Regions from separate parts of the Homo sapiens genome. Here region 1 is linked to region 2. Evidence: read pairs that join two places in POLR2A ChIA-PET (ENCODE). Cell type or tissue: GM12878. All regions are shown on one strand. Each heading gives the region's core, and the rest is flanking DNA. Links, peaks and the distances in the headings are about the cores only.

Region 1 (2,800 bases), core at 181-2,680, 190 kb after region 2:
GGTGCAGTCTCAGCTCACTGCAACCCCCACCTCCCGTGTTCAAGCGATTCTCCTGCCTCAGCCTCCCAAGTAGTTGGGATGACAGGCGTGTGCCACCCTACTCAGCTAAGTTTTTGTATTTAGTAGAGACGGGGTTTCACCATGTTGGTCAGGCTGGTCTCGAACTCCTGCCCTCAGGTGATCCACCCGCCTCGGCCTCCCAAAGTGCTGGGATTACAGGCTTGCGCCACTGCGCCCGGCCCAAGATTTTTTGATTAAATAAATACAAATAAAGCACATTAGCTATTATTCTGAACACTGCTACATTAGCTACATTGAAAATTAAAAAAGATGTTAAACAGATTTTAAGGTTTTCTCGTCATCACTGAAGTGAGAAAAACAAATTATTTTGTGAAACAAAGATAAGACACAATAAATTCAGAGTACACTTTTGTTAGATGCTAACCCACAGAGCGGAATACTTTTTGCGCAGCACCTTCATTCCTGGAGACTTAGGGCCCGGGAAATGGGAATGGTGGCAGGAGAGGAGAAGGGCTAGGGGGCTGGGGAGCGTGGGGTGAAGGAGTGGGGGCTTAAAAAGGACAGTCAAATTTAGGAAGAACAGTTTCTTAAACTGAAGTTAGCTAAGCAGCGGGCTTCAGCCAAAGATAATAATACTAACTTGAAAGTAAAGCTGTTTGTTAAATAGGCTTTCATTTTAATTTTTTAAAAAATATTTTCACTAGTTAGACGGAATATTTATTTCTGATCCTCGTTGTAGGGCTAAACTAGGTGTGACTTGCTTTTCCATTAAGGACTGTAGCCATTTTGGCTAAGAAAGTCTTTCCTGTCTTAGCTCTCTTCAAGAGATGCTATTTACTTTTTTGTTGTTGTTTTCTCCGGAGCTTTATTGCCTACCCTTTATTTTCACGATGTGTTTGTGCATTCTGTAAAAAGTGGGAAACACTGTTCTCCGGATTGTGTGGGTGATCGCCGGTCGCCTAGCTTGCCGTTCTTCAGGTATCTCCTGCTGCTCCAGAATCTACATCTGAATGTCAAGGCATAGCTTTTCCAGGAGCTTTTAAACCGACCTTTCAATTCGAAGACGTAACTGCGCCAGGAGCTTTGTCTCCCTGGCATATAAAAGCATAGAAGAGAGCAACTTCTGGTTTTTAAAATAAGTAAACTAATCTGAATTGTTTGCAATGGTAGGAACTTGTTATATAAAATGTTAATTAGGTGGCCCGTGCTCGAAAACTGCTCTCAGGATATGACCAATGGGAGAGTAGACCTAAGCTCCTTCATTTGCATGCAGACTTCACGACAAAATAACGAATCAGAGTTGGAGAAACTAAATCTTCATTTACATAACATTGTCTACAAATTCCGAGGATCAGGAGATGTAGATTTCATTTTCTTTCCTAACTGCAGAACAGCAAAGATAGCATGCCTGAGCCAGCGAAATCCGCTCCCGCCCCGAAGAAGGGCTCCAAGAAGGCCGTGACCAAGGCGCAGAAGAAGGACGGCAAGAAGCGCAAGCGCAGCCGCAAGGAGAGCTACTCCGTATACGTGTACAAGGTGCTGAAACAGGTCCACCCCGACACCGGCATCTCCTCTAAAGCCATGGGGATCATGAATTCCTTTGTCAACGACATCTTCGAGCGCATCGCCGGCGAGGCTTCCCGCCTGGCGCATTACAACAAGCGCTCGACCATCACCTCCAGGGAGATCCAGACGGCCGTGCGCCTGCTGCTTCCCGGGGAGCTGGCCAAGCACGCTGTGTCAGAGGGCACCAAGGCCGTTACCAAGTACACCAGCTCCAAGTAAACTTGTCCCTGCAACTGCCTTAGTAAACCCAAAGGCTCTTTTCAGAGCCACTCACCTTTTCACAATTGGAGCTATATACTGACATGTGAAGATACTAGAAACTCCTGCAGCTGAAATAGGCATGTTTTTAAAACTTAAAATGGCACTCACTGTCTGGGCTGGTGGCTTTATGAAACTCTGGTTTCCGTGTTTTATGAGGTATCACTCGATAGTACCTAAGAGGCAATAGTAATTTCATAGTTTTGCTCTACGAAGAGAAACTTCGTTTCTCAAGAGTCCTTAAAAATACGGGTTTTACCAAAGAAGCCCATATTATGGGGGGCTGGAGCGGGGGTGGGGAAGGAGGAGAGGAGACTGCTGCTTTCAAGTAGTTCTTAATGTTGAATTTGCTTTTTTCCTTTCCTCAATTACTTCAAAAAGGTCTTAATTTGGATTTTTATTTTAGGTTCTAAAGGAAAAAATAAAACCCTCTTCCCTCTACCGCCTCACCTGTCTGGTTTCACCAATTAGACTTGAACAATTCTCAGTGTGCAACCACACTCGCGCTCGCACACAAACACATACACACATTGTTCATTGATCGACAATCCCCATCTCATCTTTATCATGTTCTTAGAGAAGTTGGGTCTCCATTGTTAAGGATTCTCCTAATCACAAAAACTGACTATATACCTATCCCCAATCCAATCATTAATAAGGGGCATGTGATCTTTAGGATAGGTGTAGTCAAATTAATCAGATCCCTGAGGCTAGAAGGAACTCTGCCTTCTCTGGAGAACAAGTCAGGGAACAAAGAAAGTTGTATTAGGAAGAAAGGAGGGAAAATGACTTTTGGGGAGGAGGCATCTGCACTGCCTGATACAAGCAGCTTCCAGGCGAAGGTGGATGGAAGGAATATCCAGTAGGTTGAAAATGGATAGTCATTCCTTCATATTCAAGTGCCAAGCAGTGAATTTTGTACTGAGGACTTCTGCACTGAGAATAGTGGTTCTCA
Region 2 (2,800 bases), core at 142-2,641:
CTTAACATGTAATATATTTAAATCTTCATATGAATACGTTTATCTGATAGATTTTGGTGAGACATAAACTATGAAACAAACAGAAAGATGGAACATGAGAAAGGGTCAAGGGTGGCCTTGGTTAGGGATGGCAGCTTTTACAACTATGAGCTAAGATAAAATTTAGAAGGTTTTCTTTTTATTTTAATTAATCATACCACTATTTTTCTCCTTTAATTTCCATATATAATGAGTTGATTGTAGTATTTTTATTGTGCTTAACTATTTTAAGATAATAGTTGTCTCTCCTCATTTTAGCAAATAATATATTTAATGAAAAATCAACTTTATTGAGGAATAATTTATACACAGTAAAATACACCTGTATTAATTATACAATTTGATGCGTTTTATATACCCAAACAGTTACTACTGTAATCAAGTTACAGAACACTTCCGTCAACCTAGATAGTTTCCATTTGTAGTATCACCTGTGCCGCCTCTTCCATCCTCTTGGCCCCAGGCAGCCACTGATGTACTTTCCATAATTACAGCTTAGTTTTCCCATTCCTAAAATTTCATATGAATGGAATTTATATCATATGTATTTTTTATTTTCCTTCACATTTTTGAGATTCATCCATTTTGTGTATATATCAGTAGTTTATTCCCTTTTATTGCTTTATAATATTCCAAGATATAGATATATTGCAATTTTTTTTTTTTTTGAGATGGAGTTTCCATCTTGTTGCCCAGGCTGAAGTGCAATGGCATGGTCTTGGCTCACTGCAACCTCCGCCTCTTCGGTTCAAGTGATTCTCTTGCCTCAGCCTTCCGAGTAGCTGGGATTACAGGCGCCCGTGACCATGCCCAGCTAATTTTTTAGTAGAGATGGGGTTTCACCATGTTGGATGGGCTGGTCTCAAACTCCTGATCTCAGGTGATCCGTACATCTTGGCCTCCCAAAGTTCTGGGATTACAGGCATGAACCACTGCGTCTGGCCGATATATTACAATTTATTTACCCATTCACCTGTTGATGGACACGTGGGTTGTTTCCAGTTTATAGCATTGTGAAACAAAGCCAGTATGAACATTTGTACATGTCATAGTATGGACATGTGTTCATTTATCTGGGAGAAATGACCCAGAAATATTGCTGGGCTGTATAAGTGTTTAATTTTATGTTAGAAACAGCCAAACTTTTTTCAAAGTAGTTGTAACATTGTCCTCTTACATTCACAATATATGAGAGTAGTTTCCTCCACACCCTTGCTCACCCTGGGGATTGTCAGTCCTTTTAACATTAGCTATTCTGTTGAATGTGAAGTATCTCATTGTGGTTTTGACTTGCATTTCCCTAGTAACTAATGATGTTTAAAATCTTTTCATGTGCATACTGGCCATTTGTATGTTTTCTTTTGTGAAATGTCTGTTGAAAACTTTTACTCTTTGTTTTGGCTTGTCATCTTACTAAGTTATAAGGTTCCTTATATTTTCCAGGTGCGAGTCCTTTGTCAGATACATGTATTATAAATATTTTCTCTCAGCCTGTGATTTTTCTTTTTCTTTTCTATTTATTTATTTATTTATTTATTTTTTAGGAAGAGTCTCACTTTGTCACCCAGGCTGGAGTGCAGTGGCACCATCTTGGCTCACTGCAACCTGTAGCTCCCGGGTTCCAGTGATTCTCATGCCTCAGCCTCCTGCTTTTCATTTTATAATGTTTTTTGAAAAGCAAATTTTCACTTTTGATGAAATTTATCATTTTGTTATTTATGTTTTATAAACTATAAACCTGTTGTTTTGTTTTAAAGAAATCTTTGCTAATCCTAGGGTGTTGATGATTTTCTCCTATTTTTTAAAGAAGTTTTATAATTTTAGCTTTTACATTTAAGTCTATGGTCTATTTTGAGTTAATTTTTGCATAAAGTTTGAGGTAAGGCTCCTGCTCCTCTCCCCCACACCGGATGTCTACTTGTTCAAGAAACATTTACTGAAAAGACGATTTTTTTACTTATTAAATAGCCTTGACACCTTTGTCAAAACCAGTTGTCCATAGATGTGTGAATCTATTTCTGGGTTCTCTGTTTTGTTTCACTGATCTTTGTGTCTAACCTTATACCAATTCATTCTGAAATACTTTCCAGATTACTATAGCATTTTAATAAAATTTTGATTGAATAGTTTAAGCCCTCGGACTTTTTTCCTTTTAAGTATATCAACTTGGAGAGGATTGATTCATATTTGTGTTTCATTTTTTCATTTTTCAAAATTATGTTTCAAATTGACATAATAATTATATGTATATATGGGGTGCATAGTGATGTTCTTTTTTTAAAAAATATTTATTTATGTATTTATTTATTTTTGAAACAGAGCCTTGCTCTGTTACCCAGGCTGGAGTGCAGTGGCGCGATTTCGGCTCACTGCAACCTCCGCCTCCTGGGTTCAAGCAATTCTCTTGCCTCAGCCTCCTGAGTAGCTGGGATTACAGGCACATGCCACCACGCCTGGCTGATTTTTGTATTTTTAGTAGGGATGGAGTTTCACTATGTTGGCCAGACTGGTCTCTAACTCCTGACCTCAAGTGATCTGCTTACCTTGGCCTCCCAAAGTGCTGGGATTACAGGTGTGAGCCACTGCGCCCAGCCCATAGTGTTATTTTTATACATACTGTGTATAGTGATCAGATCAGGGTAATTAATTAGAATATCCATTATTTCAAGCATTTCTCATTTCTTTGTGTTGGAAACATTCAATGTCCTCTTTTCTAGCTCTTTGAAATTATTTATTACTGTTAACTATTGCCATTCTGTAG

Evidence for each region. Peaks named below come from ENCODE experiments on the same cell type or tissue, not always from the same donor. Only the 100,000 strongest peaks of a DNase experiment are listed, where the experiment ranks them.
Region 1: POLR2A ChIA-PET joins it to region 2 with 7 read pairs; 3 of 35 experiments call an interaction of 5 or more read pairs at or near these places.

Annotation. Positions count from the first base shown.
Region 1 is chr6:26,182,371-26,185,170 of GRCh38, forward strand. It overlaps H2BC6 (H2B clustered histone 6), which reads left to right and starts at 1,391. Exons shown (of 1, transcript NM_003523.3): 1 at 1,391-1,860. The coding sequence starts at 1,426. The coding sequence ends at 1,806. RefSeq lists enhancers at 425-1,154, 1,014-1,203, 1,654-1,713. In GM12878, for the core only: no CTCF peak of the experiment used is centred there; a DNase peak (open chromatin) is centred at 1,361; H3K4me3 peaks cover 1,326 bases; H3K27ac peaks cover 1,829 bases.
Region 2 is chr6:25,994,377-25,997,176 of GRCh38, forward strand. The region is part of intron 1 of LINC02980 (long intergenic non-protein coding RNA 2980); the gene reads left to right. Among named protein-coding and RNA genes, the nearest start is that of LINC02980, 3.1 kb to the left of the region's middle. In GM12878, for the core only: no CTCF peak of the experiment used is centred there; a DNase peak (open chromatin) is centred at 1,333; H3K27ac peaks cover 909 bases.